Regions from separate parts of the Mus musculus genome. Here region 2 is linked to region 1. A link is a loop called in an ENCODE intact Hi-C map of the cell type or tissue named here. Cell type or tissue: left cerebral cortex. All regions are shown on one strand. Each heading gives the region's core, and the rest is flanking DNA. Links, peaks and the distances in the headings are about the cores only.

Region 1 (11,866 bases), core at 2,011-10,010:
CTAAAATAACTAGTAATTATGATGGGCATAAGTTCACAGGTCAGGTTAGACAGTCATCTTCCGCAGAAAACCACTGAATTAAATAGTGTTATGGTTTGGATATTGTGATGATTATCTTTGTCAACTTGATGCAACCTAGAATCTCCTAAGATAGTCTCAGTTCTGCCTTTGGGAATATGTACACTATGTTGCCCTGTGGAAATTGTGAGAGATTGTCTTAATCAAGATAATTGTTGTGAGAAGACATAGCCCACTGTGGGTGCCATCATTCCCTAGGCAGGGGTTCTGATTGGTATGAGTGGAGAAATTGAGCTGAGCACAAGCAAGTGAGTGAGCATGCATGCCACCATTTCTCTTTGATCTTGACTGTGGAGCTCTTAGTGGTCTACTTTGACTTTCCCACAATAATGAACTATAACCTGGAATTGGATGTTGAATGAAACTTTCTCTTGTAAGTTACTTTTCTGTATAGGCAATTTGTCAATTAAATGAAACCAGGATAGTTATGAAATACCACCCTATCCTCCTACCTCCACTGCAAACTTAAGATTAGGAATACTTGGTTCCTAGCTGGTGGCACTATTTTGGGAGACTGTAATTTTAAGAGATGAAGCATAGCTAAAGGAAATAGGTCACTGGTCTTGGAGACTGCTTTGGTGTGCTTTCTGCTGCTATGATAAGGACTATGACCAAAAGCAATTTGAGGAGGAAAGACTATTTGGCTTACACTTCAAAGTCATGGTCCATTACAAGGGGATGTCAGGACAAGAGCCCTGACAGGAACTGAAACAGAAATACAGTTGGCAGCGCATTAGGTTTCTAGCTTTATTACAAAGCGAGGATCACCTGGAGCTAGCCACAGATGGGCCCTCACACATCCTGATAGATATGTTAACATGCCAATCTGACTAAGGCAATTCTTCAATTGAGATTCCTTCTTCCCAGGTTAGTCTAAGTTGCATCAATTTGATAATAGAACCTGACCATGAAAGTGACCATGGCCACTTTCACCCTGTAATCTGCTTCCTGTCCAACATTAGGTGAACACTGTACCATCTACACATATTTCTACTATGATGCTCAGCTTCATAATGGGCCCAGACTAACATGAAGCTAACTGGCCACAGACAGCCCTCTGCAACACAGTGTTCAGCCACAGTTATAAAATGAGACAAGAACATACACTCACACACACACACACACACACACACACACACACACACACACACACTCACATGTGCACACACACACATGTGCACACACAGAGCAAAACAGCAGTGTGGAACATGGGCTGCTCTTCTGGGAGAAAAAGACCCTGTGTGCTTCTGGGATCCACACCAGTTGTCAGTCAGTCATCACCTTTGCTTTTGCTCTTCAGTAGCACTTTCATTTCTACGAACCAACACAATCAGATTGTTTTATTCTTGACTTTTCCTTCAACCTTTTGTTTTTATTTCCACTTAATAAGTTGGTTAAGCTCTAGTCTGTTCAGAGGGCTTTCAGAGAAATTCTTTCTGGAAGCAAGGATGAGGTTTCTTTGGGACCCATTCTCTGCTCACCTTCCCTGTTTTATATAGGAGCTAAAAACATGAGCCTTGCTGAATAAAGAAATCCCACAGAACAAACCGTACTCAGAGGAAGGTGGATAGCCTTAGAGAATGTGAGATGCAACTACATCAGCTGTCTGTTGAGACTAGGGATGATAATGGGAGAAAACAGTTCTTTAGCAAAAGTGCTTAACCTGAGAAATCTCTGCCCACCTGGCTGAGATGCAATGGAGCTCCCAGATCTCTAGCCCACGGGCTCTAGGCCAAAAGACTAGCATCTCTACTAGACAGCTCTTCTCTGCCTGTGGGGTTTTTGATAGAGTAGCTCTAGCTTTGGGCAATTCTCTCTTTGCTCAGGGTTCTACATAATGTTACTTGAATGTTAAAAATGTTCTGTTGTATGTTGGATAAGAGGCATTCTTCCCATAGTCAACCATATTGATAGTACCACAATATCAGCCATATAGGAAAACTGTTGCAAACATTACCAGGATCCTGGAAGTGCTCACACTGCTCTGAATTGCCTGTTACACAACTCTAACTTCTCTAGATGGCTTTGCAAGAGTGCTGCCACTATGACCTCACTCACATTCAGGAACACAGCATACAGAGGTGAGTCCTGGCTGAGCTAGCAAGGAGCTGGGCTGAGTCTGTTTGGCACTTTGCCTATATTTTAGTAATGACGTTAGCAAATAAATACAGGATTGTGCTGGGAATTACCATAGAGGGCCAACCAGCTGTCACTTTGAATAACTGAGAGAGCCAATCTTTTATCTCCATGAGATCTTTATCGGTGGTAAAGGACAGTGTTGGGAAGTCTCTCTTACTAAGTTTCTATCTTCATCATCACCACCAATCATCACCACCACTATCCTTATCCTCATGGCTCTTGGGGGCCCTCTGACACACTATTCTTGGTCTATGTTACATTTGGGGAAACTTTCAGACCCCAGAGGTGTTTTCTGTGAATTCTAGCTGAGGGCTAAGTGACCCTTCTTGAACAGGCCACGTGTCATTCTTTGTCCTAGGACAGTAGCGTGGGCTGAAAGGGAGATCTCAGGTACAGCAAACTTAAAAGCAACTGAGGTCTCTCCAGTGTTTCTTTGCTGGTGGAGGCAGGTGTCCATATCAAAGAGAAGGCAGCTTCTGAAGGGACTGGCTTCTGAAGACTGGGGTTTTGAGGAGTTAAGAAGGCAAAGGGGAAGGCATTAATCTAAATCTTACTCCAGGCTTCCATCTGAGAAAGATGGCTCCAAGGAGCAGTGCATGTTTACTCTCAATTCACAAGTACTTTTTCATCTCACAATCTCCTTCTGAAAAAGAAAGAAAGAAAAACTACAAAGCTTTCGTTTCTTTTGCTTCTGCTTGTTTTCCTTCTCTACCTTCAAGGCAGGACACAGATCTGGTTCCCTACTTGAGGAATGCTCACCATTTACTTAGTGGTGGACTCCATCCACTTGGAAGAAGTGCTGAGTGTGCCCCATCTTCCCTTTGTGCTTGAAGGCTTGTAGGGGTGTCACTCAGGGTAGGGGTTTGGTGGGATAAGGGCCAGCTCACCATTAGGTGACCCTTGCCTCCCAGCATTTCAGTGAAGAGCACGCTGGGATTCTTGTTAATTAGTCAGATTCTCCCACTGGGGAACGAGAACCAACTCCTATCAGCTGTCTCAAAGCAGAGCATCCTCCAAGCTTGGGGGTGGTGAGAGAAACGATTCATCTCTATCAGGGTTTGGAGAGATACTAGGAAGGAGCCTCCCTCTTCTCTTCCCACATGTTTGAAACAATCTCAAATCAAACTGGCAAAATTTTGAGGAGTGGGAATGAGGGAAGCCCTGCAAGAGGGGGGGGGGAGTTAAAGTCCCTGGTTAAAGATTAATATTCCAAGTTTGGGACAAAAGGACACTCTTTTGTCGTTCTCTGCTTGTGCCTCTGAATGTAAACATTGTTCTGAGAGCCGCTTTCTCTCCCCGGATCTTTAAAGGGTAATAAATTAGCCTGCGGATGGCCATACAAGCTGCTACTAGATGTGAATGAGAATGTGTCTGAAGAGAAGGCTGACTTTCCATCACACTCTACTGAAAGAATGGTGGGCTTTTCTAAAGAAGCATGTTGTGCCTATTAACCAACTTACAAAAGGGGCCATTTCCTTGATTTATGTTCTGTTGCTATAGCGATCGTGCAGCCCAGACTGGCAGGTGAAGCTCCCTTCTAACAACCTCAGAGGCTTCTGTAGTTATTTTCCAAACTGCAGAACAGGCTGGAGGACGGTGCAAACAAGCTGTGTGTGTCAAGCAAACTAGCATCTGGTTCTCGAATTTCCACTTAGCTCTCTGAGGTTAAGACGAGATATTCAAGAGCAGGTCAAGCATATTGGCGCACTTAAAAATACAAATACAGAGCTCTGTCTTCAGCCATAGGTGCTGTGCTGGTACAAGAGCAGGCTGTTGCTCAAGGCACTTTACAGAGTATGCTCTGCTGTGTATTAGGGCTGAGCTAGGCTTTCAGAGTGTGAACAGAGGCAGCTCTGCATACATCTGTGTGTACTCAAGCCACGTTATTGGGCAGGTAGATTAGGGTCTTTGCATAATCATGCTGGAGGGATTAGAGGGGCAGTTTTACTCATGTTTCAGGAGGGAAAACAGAGATTCAGAAGGGACATTTGCTTAAGGGTGATGTGGGTGATTCACAGTAGAGCAGTGAGACCCCAGCCATCAACACAGGGCTGTGGAAATGAGCTGTAAGAAATGTGGGGGTCAGAGGTGGGGAAGGGGTTGAGATGGCATAATTTCATATGTAATTCAAAAGGAAAGCATTGCCACTGAGTTGTGGCGAGTGATGTGGGCAGAATAAGGCAGTGAGGACGAGGGAACAGAGAACTGAGCAGATGGACAGACAGCCGTTCACACTCTCCAATGCTAAAGGGACCATGTCCTAGAGAGAGGAAAGGCCACCAAGGGGATATATGACCCCACAGATATGACTATATCTGAACAGGAAGTGAATCTTCTCAGTGCTGAGGGCATGTGACTTGTGTCTGGAATACAGTGTGCTATTTAGTGTAGTATGGCTATCCAACAATGCTTTACAGTCTGGGGACTCCCATGGTTCTCCATGTGCACCATCAATGTGTTAACAAGGTTGTTTCTTTTAAGGCTGCCCCCTCCCCCTGGAACTATAGGTTATCTTTAGGGTGTTTGCACATAGTCTCACTCCTGTGTAGGCCTGCACTCATCTCAGTTTTTAATACAGCTACTATAGTGGGTTGGGACCTACCCTAATGATCCCTTTTGATCTCATTACTTCTTCATCCCTCTATCTTAAAAGCAGTTACATTCTTAGGTAAAAGATAAATTAAAACTCACCCTTAAAGCAGGGCTTTCTTTGAATAGCACCATATTTCATCAGCCTGAAGAATTAGAGAGCATTCTCTAAAAAGTTCTCCTGTATTTAAACTCACGAGTAGGTGGGAGGTTTTCTGTAGGCTATAGTGTAGCTGAAGAATCACCCCAACCTTCCAGGGAGGCCAGTGCTTTCTCCCCCAGCTAAGAATAGTGGTGACATCCTTTCAGCCTCCAGGAATTCCCGAGATTCCCTTCTTCATAGGGCCTTTGGGTCTCTTGGTCTCTTGTGGAAGAAATGTTGATGAGTCGCTAAAACATGAATCTTTTGGTTTATTTCCAAAATATTATTTACGGCTCAGGTCATGCCTCTGCAGTGCTTCCAGGAAGCAGAAAGGAATGTCCCAGAGAGGAAAACAATTCCCTGCTTCCTCCCACTCCTTTATTATGCTATAAACATTTGTTAATAGAGCAATTATCTTTTGAGTTGTAAAGCTAAATAAGTCCATGGAAGAAAGGGGTGAGGGGAAAGTACAATTGCTCAGGCTTAATGAAGTCCAGTGAAATGACTCTGAGCAGATGCGAGATAGGAGGGCAGAGCCCTCTTTGGATGAGGCTTACTTAATAAAGGAGAGCATGCCTTGCTGCTGACCCAAATCTCCTTACACCCGGGGCTTGTCGAATAATGTAAACAAGTACAAAATAAAACTATCAGCTAGCACATTTAGCCTGGGCTGCAGAGTGATTTCAAGACCAGCCAGGGTGACTTAGACTGTTCTCAGAATAACAAGTGAAAAGAGGGCCAGTGACTTGGTTTAGGGCTGTGCATCCTTTTCAGACATGTCATGTTGTGACTGCAATGAGCAGGCAAAGCAAGTACATGGAACAATTCTGTTGGCGAGCTGGGCATTAACATAGCCAGCTTTCCCAAACATTTGACAAGTGTCTGCTACTATTTTTAGTTTGTTCCATACACATATTTTGTCTCACAGTTTCCAAGTCAGAAGTCTTCACTGAGAATATGCAGTCAGACACACTGAGAAACCTAGTGGAGCTGGTGGAATATTTGAACATTGGTTCTGAAGATAGCTTTATCCCAGACACAGCACACCCCAAAGGGCCCTTCTGCTGCTCACTGGGGCTGGGTGCACTGTCACTGTGGCTGTATGGCTTCAGTGGTGGAAGAGAAGTGGACTTCTGTCCTTGACTTTGGGGACGATTATTCCAGGAGTTAAGCAACAGAGGAGTCTTGTCCTCCTATCAGAAATGGATGGGCCACAATTGAGACACAGTGGGGAGGCTAAAGAAAAAGGAAGGAAGGGTAAAGAGCATGTCTCCTATTTTTGTATCAAGCCTGAGAGCAGAAGTCTCAATATTGGGCACATGAGAGGTAAATGTTGCTGGGTGATGGATTCTATTTGAAGACAACTTTGGTTCTTCATCATTTCTACTGTAGGGAGCTTAGCTGAGGGTCAGGAAGCATCTCCATTGGAGAAACCCCAGACAATCATGGCACGAATAGATACATCCCTCACAGACTAGCCTGACTCCCACCCTAGGCTCAATAGGGGTAATGTGGCTGTGTCTTGACTTTGATGGACAGCAAAATCATAGGGACATTTTGTGACAAAGAGTTGGATCAAGCAAAATTTACCACTTGTACTGGCTAGTTTTGTGTCAACTTGACACAGCTGGAGTTATCACAGAGAAAGGGGCTTCATTTGGGGAAATGCCTCCATGAGATCCAGCTGTAAGGCATTTTCTCAATTAATGATCAAGGGGGAAAGGCCCCTTGTGGGTGGCACCAACTCTGGGCTGTTAGTCTTGGGTTCTATAAGAAAGCAGGCTGAGCAAGGCAAGGGAAGCAAGCCAGTAAAGAACATCCCTCCATGGCCTCTGCATCAGCTCCTGCTTTCTGACCTGCTTGAGTTCCAGTCCTGCATCCTTTGGTGATCAACAGCAGTATGGAAATGTAAGCCGAATAAACCCTTTCCTCCCCAACTTGCTTCTTGGTCATGATGTTTGTGCAGAAATAGAAACCCTGACTAAGACACCACTCAATGGCATATGTCCCTTAGCTTGCTCTGTAGTACTTGTGGCTTGAATTTCTGTGACAATTTTGTGCTAGATTTGAAATGTGCTTATATATTGAACTTGCTCCTTTTATCAACATGGACACAAGAGACATCACTTCTGTTAAGTGAGAATTTTATATTTAAAAATTTATCATTTTTGTTAAAATGTGAGAACTTTCTTCTTCCCACACTCACTTTTTAATGCATGCTAAATTAATTTTTGTAATCCTGAGGTTCTTGTCTAAGCACTTAAGATATGCTTTTAGAACAGAATAGAGAGAGTTTGAAAGAGAGTTTCATACTGGAGGAGAGGGTGACTATATATAATCACGTTCTGTATTTTAGAAAGCTAGAAGACAGGATTTTCAAATGCTTATAACACAATGAACCAACAAAAAATTTGAGGGAGTAGTTGGGAATGGTACACTTGAACCTGAACACTACACAATATGAACAGCATGCATAAATATTAAAAGATCATAGAAAACTCTACAAATATGTACACATTTTATATGTTAATGTAGCAATCAAAAATAAACTTAGTAATAGAAGAATGGAGAAAGAGATTAAGATTTATGGTTAACAGGGCTGGGTAGTTATGGGTAGTTAACCAATGACTCAGACTAAAACAGAGATAGAAAAGAGAAACTATGGAGATGGTAGAAAATGCATCTGAGTTAAAAAAAAGCTTTCAGAGAGAGAGAGAGAGAAGAGAAGAGAAGAGAAGAGAAGAGAAGAGAAGAGAAGAGAAGAGAAGAGAAAGAGCATGTGTGTGTGCATGCATATGCATCTGTGTTATTGTGCATGTGTGTACATGTGCGAGTATATTTGTCTGTGTGTTGGTGGTCACACTTGTTTTAAGGGTTACAGCTCTGAGAGGAAAGGCTTCCCTGAGGGAGGTGTTGCAGCTTTGAGGGGGAAGGTTTCCCCAGTGGGAGTCATAGCTCTGAAGTAAAAGGTATCCTGGCAGCCAGGAGCCAAGAATACCACAAAGTCACACTGTACAGCAAACTATTGGGAGAGAAGAGGGTAGCTGCCTCTGCTCAGGGAGAAGCAGCAGGAATTGAGCAAGGAGACAGGCTGAGGTAGGTTGTTTTGCTTTTTTTTTTCTTCTTCTTGTTTTTAGTGGGGGGTGGGGGTGGGGGTGGGGGAGGGGGGAGGGGGGAAATGAGTTTTCTAGGGTGGAGATTTCCAGGGTAGGGATTAGTGAGATTTTGAGTCCTGACTTTGAAGGTTTGGTGTGTTTTGGTAAGTTTTCCAAGCTCATGTCAGCTGTTGAATGTGAAGCTTAGCTTCTGGAATCTGGCTCCTTCCTTTGGCTCTGTCATCCAAGCTGGCTCACCTCTCTAAGCCAGGGGGCCTCATCTGTGAGAGGGGATGGTTACCTTGACTCTAATCTCTTATCTAGCCTGACATGTCACCTGACAGACACCCTTAATTGCTACCCTCTCTAGCCCAGCCCACCTGATCCTTGACAATGTAGCAAAGTATATCATTTCAATTACTCCCCTTGAGTGACATCCAATGGCCACAGATCCTACTAACTCTCACATCCTGTCCCTATGTACATTTCTGTTCACATTTCTGGCTAGTGCAAGCAAGCAAGCAGTGGGTCTTCCCTGTAGAGGACCTGGAAGTTGACCAAGTTTTTTTTCTTCCCACATCACTCTGCTAACCCAGCCTTGCCAATTCACACCTCCTTAGCAGAGTTTGCCAGAGCCCATCCCCAGCACAAGGCAAGCTCTCCTGCCAAACCATCACTTTAAGAAGGCTCACTTCAGGATGACTACTCACACTTGGCTGTGAACACTGACGGACAATGTTGCCAGCTATCCAAAAGAAACCCTGTCTTAGTCAGGGTTTCTATTTCTGCACAAACATCATGACCAAGAAGAAAGTTGGGGAGGAAAGGGTTTATTCATCTTACACTTCCATATCGCTGTTCATCACTAAAGGAAGTTGGGACTGGAACTCATGCAGGTCAGGAAGCAGGAGCTGATGTAGAGGCCATGGAGGGATGTTCTTTACTGGCTTGCCTCCCTGGCTTGCTCAGCCTGCTCTCTTATAAACCCAAGACTACCAGACCAGAGATGGCACCACCCACAAGGGGACCTCCCCCCTTGATTGCTAATTGAGAAACTGCCTTACAGCTGGATCTCGTGGAGGCATTTCCCCAACTGAAGCCCCTTTCTCTGTGATAACTCCAGCCTGTGTCAAGTTGACACAAAACTAGCCAGTACAGGTTCCTTGATGCAGCAGAAAACCAAAGGGATGGTGTGAATGAAGTGAAGGAGAGTGAACTCTGGGCACCTGTCTCATACAGCTACTCTAGGGACCACTAGTGAATATATCTTCTAGTCAAATATTCATGGATACTATACACATACATATCAGTGTATACATCTACTAGTCAAATACATCTACATACTATATACATATATACCAGTGTATATATTTATTTGTCAAATATGAGTTTGGCCTGTGCTCCTGGAACTTCCTGAGTGTGCATTTGAGTAGTTCTACCAAGCCTCCTGAGGACGTCTTCTCTTTTTTTGTATACATGGACTTATAGGTGCCTGGGAACTTATGTTTTAGAGCACTGCCTAGATAAGTTACCCATTCATGTACACTCAAAGTGTAGTGGCCTAAAACACCATCTACTCTTAAGTCTCCAAGCATCTAGATATGACTTGGATGGCCCTCTGGAAGCAGGTTGCTGACCCAGCTGTGTTCTTCAGAAGGCCTATTGAAAAGTTTATAGTAGATAGTAAAGTAGTTAGTAGTAGATACTGGGATTCTCATGTTAGACTCAATGCTTAGTTCCTCAGTGGGTGTGGTCTATGGTCATTCAATTATCACGTGGGCATCTCCAGTATGGAAAGTGGAGTTTATTCATTAAAGCACATGTGGTGAGATAGGGAATGTGGAGGAGACAAAGTTACAATCTTCTGGGATCCCTTCTAGGATTCGGATTCTGTCATCTCTATCAGCGAGCTGAAAGAAAGGCAGGCTGAGAGAAGTCTACCTACTCTGATAGTTACCAGGAAGTAAAGTCACTGAGAGCCACCTTACTTTCCCCACCACAACCTATGGGCCAGGTCTCTGGTCTTGTTGGGTCCCATATGCCATTTACAAACTGAGCTAGACATGTCTGTGTTGATCTGATGGTAGAATAACCCAGTCCAAGGCCACAGCCACACACTTGGCTCTTACTGAATAGTAATCCATAACTTAGAACTTCTGTTTCTTAATAATGTGTATCAGGAAGACAGTAGGTTTGACTCAGAGAAATCAAATGGATTCTAAACCATATTAGACTAAATAGATAGCCACAGACTCCAGTGGGTACCTCTAAAGTGTCAGACAATACATGTTAATGCTGGCAATTGGGTGGCCTCCTGTCAGGTTGACATGGAAGACCAAAAAAAAAAAAAAAAAACCACAACAACAACAACAACAAAAAAACCCAAAGAACTTCTACTTGCGGTCAGATCCAAAATATTGAAGGAAATTAGTTCCTATTCTTTGACCTTCATAGCTTGGGCGTGATGGCCATGCTGAGCTGCTGCCCTCAGAGCTCTGACTGGTTTTCTCAAGTCCAGATGTTCCGGAGAGCTGAGGCCACTACTCTGTTACTCACAGAAGCGAGCCTTCCTGGAGGCTGTTTCTACAGCGCTGCTCTACTGTCAGGCCTCAGAGATGACACTGAATGAAGCAAGCAGGAAGCATGGCTAGGTGAATTACATAGGAAGCCTAAAGTTACTGCAGTGACTATGTGAGTGGCAGGTCGTTCACTTGAAAATGGAGTGACACCATCCTTTGGGTCATTCTAACCCTTTGGCTAGATGGACTTCCCCAACCCCTACCTCTGCCTCACACACCTTAGAGAAGTTGAAAATGTAAACACTGCAGTCTGCCACCTTGTCCTCCCTGGTTGGGGAGGTGGGAATCAAAAGGAAGTCCTCCTGGCTGATGAAGAAACCCCCACAGGCCTGTGTAGCTGCACTATAAACCTGGTTCTGTGAGGATACCACCAAGCAGTTCTCAGCACGGGGTGTCATCCAACCCCTGGTCCAGAAGCATACACTTTCTCGGCTCACCCACATTTCCTCAGCTCTGACTTCAGAGTGTGAATGCTTGCCAAGAGCCATTTATGCTCCAGGCATTTGCTTAGGCTTTTGGGATTCATGAGGGGAGAAAGCCAGACCCAAAAGCAGAGCTCTCTTGTTACAGTGTGAGGGAATAAAACAAGACTCGTATTAAGTAAATATTTTTTTATTTTAAAACTAAGGTGCTACCAGAAAGGGAAAAGCAAAAATATAGGCAGTAGTAAAAGTGCTAGAGTGACTCAGTGTGGAGTTGAGCACGGATTCAGCTCTGAGGGAACCACTCAGCACAGGCACAGCTCAGCACGGGTGCAGCGCCGAGGGTGCAGCTCAGCACGGGTGCAGCACCGAGGGTGCAGCTCAGCACGGGTGCAACACTGAAGGTGCAGCACTGGGGTTGCAGCTCAGCACGGGTGCAGTGCTGAGGGTGCAGCACTCAGGGTGCAGCTCATCAGGGGCACAGCACTGAGGGTGAAGCTGAGCAGGGGCGCAGCACTTAGGGTACAGTTCAGCATTGGCTGCAGCGCTGAGAGTGTGCCACATAGCTTTCTCAGCCTTTGAGAGGCCTTGGGTTGGACCTTTAGTACCATAGCCAACCAATCAGACAAGGGTGGAAATGAGAGTCTTAATTATAAATAAGGAAGTGAGTAGAAGAGTCTGAAGGAAGAGGAGGTTGCTCACAGAGCCTAAGGGAAGATACTGCATACAGAGATCAGTCCCAGGAACAAGTTCCCTGGTGGAGAGGCTGAGGAATGCAAAGAGCAGGAAAGAGCCCAGCACTAAATGCTAGACCGGATACCA
Region 2 (11,866 bases), core at 1,698-9,697, 140 kb before region 1:
GAAGGAGATGAGCCCTACTGGGCAGCATTCTCACCTGAACATGTGTACCTATGTGTGTGTGCCCGTGGTCAGCCTTACTGGAATGAATGCAAGCAGCAGGCTGGCCCCTCCAAAGTGTGGAAAGAAAGCTCTGGGACATTTCATTAGGAGAGGGGTCCTTGGAAAGTGTGAGCTAACAGAAACCACTGGAAAAAGGGTCAGCAATTCAAGACACCAATGAAATGTTGACAAACACCATGCCTCCCTCTTCCTTCAAATCTAAACCAAGCCATTGAAGCAATAGCAATTTGCAGCAGGATCAACCTGGTCCAAGACTGGGCCTCTCCCACTTCTCATCAGCCTCTGAAAGGCCAGGAAAAAGAAATCCTGAAAGGCGCAGTAACATTTTAAGTTGCTTCTTCCAGGCATAACCAGCTCCTGGGAAACATAAGTTCATCTCTTTCTTTCCTTCCCTCACCCTCTGCTTCCTTTCTCCAAGTAATGTACAGTCTGCAAAAACTGTCATCCTTTTGTTTTAATAGAGACCATGCCTAACTTCTCAGAAAAAGAAATGGAAACACCAGGGCTTCTCCCAGCATTCAAAGCAAGCTGTCCCAGGCAGCCGTCAGGACTTATAAGAGATCTGAAAAAGTCATTAGGATGGTCACATGGTTTGGGATATAGTTTCTTCTCATTTCAAAACAAATTAAAAACATTAAATCACAGAACTGAAATTTTCATTTTGGTTCTGGTTCTGATGTTAAGCTGGGGTCATGGCCCTGGCTTCATCTGCTGGGATTGCTTTGGTTTGGATGGGAAGGTGAGGCAAAGTTCACTGGCAGCCACTCTGTCCAGCCTCTCTCACAGAACAGAGCCGACCATTAGTGCTGGAGGAACAGGCCTGGAGTTCAGGTTCCACTTTAGTGGCGCATCAACCTCAGGATGTGCAGTAGTTCCTCTTTGATGGTCTTCCTGTCTTTCTGGAAATTCAAATATGAAAATAGATGTTTTTCTCTATGCCTCCTTTGCTCTTTCCCAACCCTGCCACCTCATCTTGCTGCACCTAGGCCTTTATCTGCTCACCTGGCCTCTCTTACAGTTCTTTACCTCATTGTTTAGCTGGGGCTTATCTGCTTATCTCTAACCTTACTCTGAGATCTTTGTTTTAGGTTATATATTAAATTTCTAGAATTTTGACTTCTGTTTTTAAAAACTGTGTCTAATTTTCTGGTGAAATTCTCCATCTAACAACGTTTATCTTGAATCCATTAGTCACATTGTTTTAGGTAAGTATAGATTCTGGACTACTTACGGGCATTTTCCCTTCTCTTTTCCTCTCCTTTCTCAGCTCCATCTTTTCAACAACTTAAGCAGTTTCCCCAGAAGCCACCCAGTGATTTTCTCCACACAATGTAGTTCATATTACATATATGGCTGCCCCTAGCTGCAAGAAAGGCTAGGAGACAGAACATTTTAAATGGGTGCATTTCTATATTGAATAAAACAAAAATATTTTTAGTAAGGCCTAAGTGGAGAGTGCTCAGTGCATCTTCCATAGTCACTAAGGCAATATTTGAAGTCGAGGGAAAAGAATTTTCCCAAGGGCCAGGCAGGCTACCCAGGTATATTGTATGTATTCATAAACCATAACAATGATGCTTACGTTGCATGGGAAACTCTGTCCTTCTAGATCAGGTCTGTATACATGTCCAACTATAAAGCCATCATGTTCAAAATCCAGAAGGATATGATGTAAGGCCACACTTTCCTGTGGCTGTACATAGGTGAGGGCAGTCTGGCCCTTGTACCAGCTTTATATTCCTTACTGTAAGATGGGAAGGAATGCATGAGTCATGGCCGGGTCACAGAAGTGGGGAGGTGAACACAGAGAAATGTGGAAACATGCTCAAATCTAGCAATCTGCATAACTCTTATATTTATTATGCCATGTTTTAAAATTAGAATTGACTAGGTATGTTGGAGCATGCATGTAACCTAATACCTGAGAGGCTGAACCTGGAGGAAGCTGAGTTTAAGATTAGCCTGGGCTATCTCAGGAATTCAAAGCTTGCCTGAAGGACATAGTGAGACTTGCACTAAAATTTAAAAAGGAAATAATGAAAATTAATAATAATAATAATTATTATTATTATTATAAGTGGAGGGCCTGGAAAGATGTCTCCATGGTAAAGAGCACTTCCTGCTTTTGCCACGGGCCTGACTTTAGTTTATAGTACCTATGTTGTGTGGCTCACAACCACATGAAACTTAAGCTCTTCCTGCTGAAGGGCCCAAATTCCTTTTCTGGCCTCTTCAGGCACCCACATACATATGTGTACACACAGAGAGAGATGTGTACATACACACACACACACACACACACACACACACACACACAGAGAGAGAGAGAGAGAGAGAGAGAGAACAAGATCTTTAAAAATGAAGCAAATGCAAATTGATAACTAAGAAGTATAAACAGAAGCCCAATTATTTACCAGCCCTTCCATGTTATTTAAACTTTTACATAATATAAGTTTATAACATTTCATACAAACCAAATGTAAAAAGCCATAGATAGTAGTATATGACAGTGTGCCCTCACATAAGCAAATGTACACATATGTTGTGTGGATGTTTACTTACTGAGGCTCTGATGTCTTTATCATGGAATTCACAGTGCTGTACTTTAGGATTTGGGCTTTTTGCCCACATGACTGTGTGATCTACTTCTTATGGAGGAGGAGAAGGCTTGGGATTATCAGTGTATCTCAGCATTAAAACTGTCACCTCTCCCACTGGAAATGTGGCAGTGGTGTTGTATTTTCCAAGATATATGCCAACAATATTTCAAACTATGATTAACAGTGCCAATACCTTGTAAAGTTGGGCACGTCTTTTCTTCTTGTGCCTTAGTGATGCCATCTGTCTTTGTGAAGGCTGATCTATGAAATGGCTTTTTAAAAGCCTGATGGTGGCCTTTCTTTCCCCTTGGTGTAGTAGTGTAACTTTTATCAATAATAATGGGAGCTACTTGGTGGTTATGTGGCTCTTGTAGTTAATAGTGATGGACCAGTCTAGAAATTGTGGCCTGGAGTTCAGGAGTCTGTACCAGGAACAGTACACGGACACACAGATTCAAACACATTTCTCCTAAGAGTCTATAATTTACAAATCCAAATATTTAGTGCCACTTCACTTTACTTTTAGTTAAAGAACATATATATTAAAAAAAAATTTCAGCATAAGAGTCTATTGTGAGTATGTGTGTATAACTCTTTCTGTGTGTGTGAGTGTGTGTGTGTGTGTGTGTGTGTGTGTGCATGAGCGTGCACCAAAGGTCTATGTCAGGTGTCTTTCTCAATCTTTCTTCACTTTACTCTTTTGATACAGGCTCTCCCACAGAGCCTGGAGCTTATTCAATCATCCAGGCTGCAAGACCAGTGAGCTCCAGGGATCCCTGTCTCTACCTCCTAAGTGCTGGGGTTTTAGGCAGATGCTCTTGTGCCTGGCTTTCTCATGGGTTCTGGAGGTCTGATCTCTAATCTTCATGCTTTGCCTTCCTTCTTAGAGGTTTCCTCAACAAGATGCTAACCCCATCAGTGAGGGTCTCACCTTTATGAATGGACCATCTCCTAAGGTCCCCTATGATTGGAAATGCAGGGCAGCTAACGGCCTGATAGGCTTTACCCAGTGCCTCTAGTGCCTGGATTCCATCCGTAGTCACATCCCCTTCTGGAGGTCTGAATGTGAAGACATGTGTACACAAGGTAGGCTGAACTCTGAGTGACACAAATTCCTAGGATATTATTTAGCTTTCTTGATAGTTTTCTGTCCCCAGACATTTCAGAAGGACCATGCGTCTCTAGCCAATGAAAGACACCTGTGACATTTTCTGACCCTAATTAAAAAAAGAAAAGAAATCCTCTTTTCAACTTCAAACAAAAACTTGGTTATGATCTAAAAGAAAATTGTAGATTAAAAACAATGTGTGTAAATTCACCAACAAAAGGGATAGAGACACAAAAGAAAACACCTTTGCCACACACTGTGAACATCCAGTAGTACTTCCCAGCTTTCCCTCATGCAGTTAAATTACTTTTTCATGAGAAGCTCTCTGAATTGTCACAGAGCTAATAGGAATTCCTACTCTGAACACTGTTTAATTTTAAGGTTGTTCTGTCTAATTCATTACCAAAGACAAATTTCATTTTGCCAGGGAAAAATCGATTTATTTGTTTCATGTTGAAAGCAGTTTTTTCAAATAAATTCTGAAGGTATACTTATCCAGGCCTCTTATCTCTCATTAAACTAATGCTTTCAAGCATAATTAAGAATAGGCTGGAGAGCTAAGTATATTGTAATGCTGTGACATTAAAGAAGACATATCAAAATGAATTTATAATCATATCATTACATCAAGCTCTACTGTGACTGCAATAGTATTATAACCATAATTAATTAGCTGTGGTACAAATTACTAATAAATCTAAAGAAATTAAATGCCGGATTTTTCAAAACCATATGTCTTTGTAAATTGATTATTTAGAATTTAGAGACTTTTTAATTAGGAAGAATTTATGCAATACTCTATGTAATAATTAGGAATCAGCTTTTCTGTAATATTATTGAACATCAGCAAAAAAAATAAATCTTTGGAAAATAGTCTCATTAATTATAGTATTTCACTGTTAAAAACCAACATATGTATAAAACTTAAGAGGCTAATATGCCTTTCCATTTCCTTAACTTCCAGCCTTATTCTCTCCCGGCTGGAGCTGTCAACACAACAGAATCCCAAAAAAACCGAAACTGCGAGGGATGCTCCCTAGGGGTGTGAGCCCTTAAGAGTATTTCATTATACATTTTTACTTCACTAATCCACACATTTAACACTCATTTCTCATTTCCTAAAGGCAAAGCAGGGCAGGGTGTGGTGTTTCTGAGAATTGCCTTAATTTTCAGCGATTATTTTGATATAAAACACAAAGACTTCTTTGTCAGGAAGGAGGGGACATCATCTGAGATTGAACGGAAACATTGCTGAAGTAAGATATCCTATGTGTGATCAAAAGACCCAGAGATGGGAAGAAATCGGAAGGCAAGTCTCTGGGAAGCCCTCAGGCCCGCCTTCAAAACCAAGACCCTCCTGCAGCAGGAAGAGTGGTAGGAGGCTGCCTGAGCTCTACCTTCTTCCTGCCTCCTCAGAGGAACCGCTAAAGGTGCTCCAAATGAAAGAGGAACATTGTTACAACCAGACAGAGAGTCGCAACCAGTCTGGAAGCAGAACTAGTCTTCAGCTCCAGCTCCTGTGGTTGAAATTCAGCAGGCAGGCTCTGTGCCCCCAGGGGATCTTGAAATGAGGCCAACTTTAAAAATCGTCCAGAAAGCAGAATTCCTCCCTGCTAGTCCCATGAGTCATTCCTGTTTCCTCCTGTCAGGTCTTCTTTGACTATCAGCTGGCCCTTTATCTGAAGGACTTCCAGGGTGCTTGTCACACCCTGAGCATGTGATGGCCAGGGCCACTTGCTCGTTAATTGTTGCTTGCAGGAGAAGGAAGAGTGACCACAGCACCCTCTTCCCTGCTGCAGTAATACAATCAACACAAATCTGCCTCTGGAGGGAGAGTTGCTTCTGCGCACATGAGAGCTCAGGCCCGACAGCCTCAGAGCCAGTACGGGACAGACAGCCATTTTACTATAGACAAATGTAGCACCAAGTAAGGAGTCAGTAGCCCAGGGGTATGACACCCCAGGGAAGAGCTTTAAAGAGTCTCCTGGGAGCACAGTTACAGAAAAGGAACCCGAACACGGATCTGTGCTGACAGACCTCAGTGGAGAGCAGATTATCTCCAAAGGAGCCTTGGAAAATGGCTTCCACTTTTGAATTCTAAATTCTGTAGACAAATTGCAGCTTGCATAGGCGCAGCTTCTACCACGCAACTAGGATGCAAGCCCTCTAAGGATCACTGTGTGCTCCTTAAAACTGTCTAGTTAGTGCTCCTGCCTGCAGTCAGGATGAACCCCTTCTAAGATGATCTACAGCATTGCCCCCACTCACTGGTGGCCTGGGTGACCTTCCTGGTCTCTGGTGAGCAGCTGTTCCCTGCCCCTCACTCCACCACATTTCACTTTTCTGGCCAAACTTCCCTTGACAGCTCCCTTACCCCACCTTACCCCATCCCCCCCCATCCCCCCCCCCACCTGATTCCTCCTGATCTCCCTAGCAGGGCTTATCAACAGGCTGCAAATGCAGGGAAAATATAAATGTAGTTGGATATACAACTGCCTTTTCTTCTCTAAATTTTATGGATGAACAGAACTTGGCTAGCTGTTCTCCTTTGGCAAGGCCGTTCCAATTCTAAATGGTTCTTTTCTAGAGAGAACACAGACAGGTGAAGAAGTTACAAGACAAAGTGCCAAATATATCTCATGTCAGCCCACCTCCTGCCACGGCAGGCTCCCAAAAAAGAAAGGAACGTGCTATCGAGAGGAGGCATGTCGACTTTACGCTACAGAAAATCTGCCAGTTGTCATGTGGGAGCAGTGTCAGAGCGGGCCTTCTGCAGCTCTAGAGAAAGAGGTAGCTAACAAGCAGGCCTAATCCCCTGGCAGACAAGGGCAGACTGCCACCACTCACACTCTTTGCTTTTACAGATAGAAGCTGAGAGCCCAGTTTATACATTCTTACTACAAGGCCAACTCAATATATACAGGGCATCTTTTGTGAGACTGTAGATTGGTTCCTATCATACTCTGTAAGGCAATAGGAATGACAGTAAATAAAGTTTGTTGGCTGGTTCTCTCTCTCTCTCTCTCTCTCTCTCTCTCTCTCTCTCTCTCCTCCCCAGCCTCCTCTCCTTCTCCCTCTCTCTGCACACATACACATGGTTATGCGGTACATATGTATGTGATATATATGTTTATGAATATGAGAAAGACAGAGACAGAGAGACAGAGACAGAAAGACAGAGAGAGGCAGAGAGGTGGAGAGCACATACCACAGTATTCACACCTGGACTGATTTTTCAGGTAATAACCAGGCAACTTGCTGCACAGGTTGTACGGTCATCAGAGGCTATCCCAGCACTTTCAGAATTTTATCTGGGGGTGTGATCTGTGCAGTGATATCTATATTCCAAACAACTCCAAGTAAGCCACAGAAACTGGGGCAAGCCTGTGTCATATGGATACATATCAAACAGATGTTAATTGTTAAATGCATTGAGGGTCCCAGTTCATACTTTTTGCTGACATGGATCAGAGGAGTCCCCAAAGACACATGGATCAGAGGACCTATAAGCAGACCCCATAAAAACCAAGTACACCAAGGACTCTCAGACAGGGGGCCTGTTGTTCACAACTACTGTCATATAAAGGTGATTCTGAAATAGTGTCTGTGTACTAAAGCTAGGCCATTTGTATGTGTATTATTGTACAAGTATTGATAGGTAGAATGGCTATTTTTCTTTAATACTACACATTTTTCTTGATCCCCTTTTCTTTGAGAATTTTATACATATATATAATGAAATATTGTCATATTCATTACCTAATTTTTCTTCAATTCTCCCCAAAATTTAAAATTTTACTCTATTTCAATTTTATGTATCCAAGTGTTTATATGTGTACCACTTGAGTCCTTGGTGCCCACCGAAGCTAGGAGGGGACATCAGATCCCACCTCCCCCACCTCCCTCCAGAGTATGTGATTGTGAGCTACCATGTGAGGGCTGGGAATTGAACTTGGATCTTCTATTAGAACAGCAAGTGTTCCTAACTGCTAGCCCATCTCTTTAACCCCTTAAAATAGATTTTATTATATATATAATATATGCATTGGATCTCCTAAATATGGAGTTCTAGGCAGTTGTGGGACATCCATCCATCCATCCATGGCAGAACAGGAATGCTAAACTTGGATCTTCTGCAAGAGCAGTATATGTCCTTAATTGTGGGGCCATCTCTCCAGACTCTGCCAAGTTTTCTTTGGTAAGTTTTGAAGTCCAATTACTCTTGGCCATACATGCAGGCATGTGAGATACCCAGTAGAACATAAACCTTCTAGTAGCTATGTGCTCAGAGAAAAAAGGTCTTTTTTTTCTTCCCCAACAGCTAAAACCTGCTGCTAGCTCTTCAGCCATGCTTGAAGCCCAGAGCTATCTTCCCACAGCCATGGTGACTTTGGCTGACTTGATTTCTACAGGTCGTGTGTGGGTAAGCACAGCTACTGTGGGTTCTCGAGTGTGATGGCCATGTCTTGGCAGAGGGCAGCATCTCACAGCACCTCCTATCCCCCAGCTCTTACATTCCTTCTGCCTTTCCCTTTCCTTGATGTTAGCTGAGCCTTGGTGTGGGTGGTGAAGAATTTAGAAAAATACCTTGTTCAGGGAGGAGTACTCAGTCTCTTCTTAGCACTTTGTGGCCTGATTATTCTGATAGATAAAAGGTACTAATACTTAACTCTGTACTGGGACCCTCTTGTGTCAGAAGCCTGTATCATGAACACACTCTTATGATCTCTTTCCCCACTCCTTTCTACCCTCCCACCCCCACTCAGTTCTGGTATGATTTGCAGTCATCTGCTTTTAGAGTTACACCTTTGGGCTCAAAGAAGTGATTTACCACCTTAGGAAATGAAGTGATGAACAGTCCTTTATTGGAAAAATATTAGTTTTCCCCAATAGCTTATTTCCTTATTCAAAATGCTTCATGGGACATGGAGCACACAAAGGCCCTAGCGTTACTGGGGTAGAAGAGCATGGAATGGGTGCAGCTATATTCCATATTATGCAGAAGTTGTGATTCTGGCACAGGAGAGGTGGAAGAAGAAGTGTCAGTAGTTTAAGGCCCTCTGTAGCTATGTAGTGAGTTTGAGGCTAGCCTTGGCTACATATGCCACTGTGTAGTGGATAGAGTGGATAGGATGTCTGTTGAGAAGACATCTACTGTATGAGGGCAACTCTCAAACTTTGGCATTGACAGAATAAAGTGAAGGGCTTGTTAAAAGTCAAGACTCCTGAGTCCTACTTCTGAGTTTCCAACACAGTTAGTGAGATGTGTGTTAGGGACAGGCTCTGTGGGATGAGCTAGGGAACTTCACTGAGAGATGAGATGTATTAGTGGTGGGCACTGAGGGTTGAGCTAGGGGTGGGCACTGGGAGCATGTGTTAGCGCTGGAAGGTTCTTAGAAGATGCCACTGCTTGCCCAGAATGAACCATTGAGGGTTCCTGTTTGAGGTCCTCTCCATGATCTGACTCTGGGTGGGCATGTGTGAGAGGGAGGCAGGCATCTGTCAAAGTTTCTACTCCAATATGTCTGGTACCAACTTGATGATACCATACATACAAATGAAGACAAGAGTTGCAGGATGCATAGCTCATGCTGTTCTAAGAACATAGACACATATATGCTAACTCACAAATCCTCACCACCATCTTTGGAGCGGTGTATTGTATTTTCATCACTATGACCCACACACTAACTTTCCTAACTCACTGAATCCTCACCACTACTTTTGGAGAAGTGTACTATAGTATCATTATCATGGCTCATATACTAACTTTCCTAAGGTCTGGCACATAGTAGGCTGGGCAGAACCAATGAACTACACTGCCTCTATCCATAGCCCCTTTCTATTTCAATGTTATCTTCACTCTGGGAGAGTGACTACTCTCCTTTAAAGAAGAGTACCTTTTCAGAACCTCTTCTAAGAGTGATGCTAGTCACCTGTAAGCTGCTGGACACTAGCCTTGTGTCAATTGACAGAGCTGCTCACCTATCTGCCTCTACCCTGCCATCCCCGGAGTGTTTACGGCTCCATAGTTATAATTTTACAAGGGATGTGAAAAGACATGACATACAGGAAAACAGTCAGGGAAGGAATCCTGAATGAAGGACAAGAAATAAACAGGAAACAGAAAGAATGAAGCAGTAGGAAGGAGGGAGAAAAGGACAGAAAGTTCCAAGTAATGAAGATTTCTTATGAGAGCAAAACTTAAACACTGAACTTGCATGGGAGAAAGCATATATATATACACACACACACATATGAAGAAACCAGGAATGTAAATCAAAGATAAAGCCAGCTAAGAGGAGGCAATCCAGGACATGAGCAGGGAATTCTCCAGGGCCGGGGTGGGGGTGGGGGGTGGGGGCAAGGAGACAAAAGGTGCTACTAATTGAATTTAGGGCATGGTTTTTATTACTATACTTGAGCTACAGCAACATTGTTCTTTGTCTTCAGGAAACTTTGCAATCTTCTAAAATACAGGAAATGCCTTTTGGTTTTGTCCCAGTACTGGCCACTCAGTTCCTGCTTGCTTGTTTATTTTTTTCTTGAGCAAAAGAAGTCTCAACTAAAGGTTGGCATGTGGGATAAATCTTCGAGAGGAAAGACAGAGAAATAACGCAGGAGGAAGGAAGGATTCATTGCGACACCAGCCAGGTCAGGGGAATGGCCACATAGCTGCATTCCTGAGAGCACAGGCCTGCTCCCTGGCCCTGGGACTGAGAGGAGGGTCATCCTGAAGGCTTACCACAGGGCCTGTGACTCCGAGTGTTCTGTTTTAAATTAAGAGCTGGGTTCACCAAAGGGGTACAGCGTTGGGAGGAGCAGGGATGTGTCTGTTCTTCTGAGACCTTGCTGGAAGTGGTCTGTTCCACTGGGTAGGGCACAAATGGTATGTGTGTAGTTTATAGGTGGAGGCAAGTGCCTCTCCTTTATCCCTTATCACACTAGTTAGATTCTTTTCTTTGCATTTCTGTTGTTATGGAATAAGAAATGAGGGGGCTTAATGATGTGGTTTCAAAATTTGTTTTCTTATCCCAGAGTAGGCAGGTCTTTGTTTTTGAGAAAGGTCTTGTTATGGAGCCTGGGCTAGCCTCAAGAGTCTTAGAATCCTAGTGATGAGATCACAACCCTTCATCACCATAAACACCTTTCAAGCAGTTCCCATCTGGGTCTTTGTTAACTTCTGCCCATCCAATTGAAGAAGTGCCTCTCCCTGCATCCTCTGAGACTCTGTCCTTCGGTCCCGGAGAGCAGTTATGTATAATCATGTGTGATATGCAGCATGACCTTCTGTGAAATTGAAGATACTCATGAATGTAAACAGGAAGCAGTGGTTAGACGTGTCACACTCTCACCTTTAATTCCAGTTTTTAGGAAGTGAGAGAGGAGGATTACTGCAAGTCTGAGACCAGTCTGGGCCACACAGCAAGTGTCAAGCCCTTCTGAGTTAGTGTAAAAGATTGCTTTCATAAAGAAACCAAACAAGCACCTTTACTTGATGTGCCACTAAAGAAAAAAGAACCTGTGCTACCAACTACACAGGCAAGATTAATCATAATTTGGGAAATGTTCTAATGTTAACTATTATCTTGGACCACGAAACATGCCAACTCCTCTGTTAAGGTATCAGATTAACTCCTAGAAAGGAGTGACTGTGTCCCTTCCCTTACTTCTGAAGCTACTTCAAAGCAAATAGCTTTCTGTACTTTCTGAGCTAGCATGCTGACAATTGAGCAAACGGAGCTGGAGAGACTGCTGGGTCATTCAGTTGCTTGGACAGCATAGCATATTCATTCTGGACTTAACGTTTCCTAGGAAATTCAGCTCCTAGGTTCGTGTGGAATTGTACTCCTACTCTGTAGTGTTACACAAAGCTAAGAGACTTCATCTGAAGGCATGGTCACAGCAGCAGACTCATGCTGTTAGAAGGTGTCTGTAGGTCTCAGTTTAGCTGCTTTCACTATTGTCATACTGGGAAACATTAGGAGACACGCTCCTCAAGTTCCACTCTAGCTCCTAAGAAAGCACCTGACTGTAAAATAATGGATGAGCCCTTGCCCCATCCGCTCTGGCATGGGGTCCCTTTTTTATCTCTATG

Evidence for each region. Hi-C counts contacts between places; a loop is a spot of excess contacts. Peaks named below come from ENCODE experiments on the same cell type or tissue, not always from the same donor. Only the 100,000 strongest peaks of a DNase experiment are listed, where the experiment ranks them.
Region 2: a loop joins it to region 1, with 2.9 times the contacts of the local background. A loop is called at or near these places in 2 of 42 quality-filtered maps.

What each region holds. Positions count from the first base shown.
Region 1 is chr14:16,730,085-16,741,950 of GRCm38, forward strand. It overlaps a transcript of Rarb not described here. Among named protein-coding and RNA genes, the nearest start is that of Rarb, 160 kb to the left of the region's middle. In left cerebral cortex, for the core only: no CTCF peak of the experiment used is centred there; DNase peaks (open chromatin) are centred at 3,219, 3,778, 5,868, 7,906 and 1 more place.
Region 2 is chr14:16,592,922-16,604,787 of GRCm38, forward strand. It overlaps a transcript of Rarb not described here. Among named protein-coding and RNA genes, the nearest start is that of Rarb, 23 kb to the left of the region's middle. In left cerebral cortex, for the core only: no CTCF peak of the experiment used is centred there; DNase peaks (open chromatin) are centred at 5,359 and 6,490.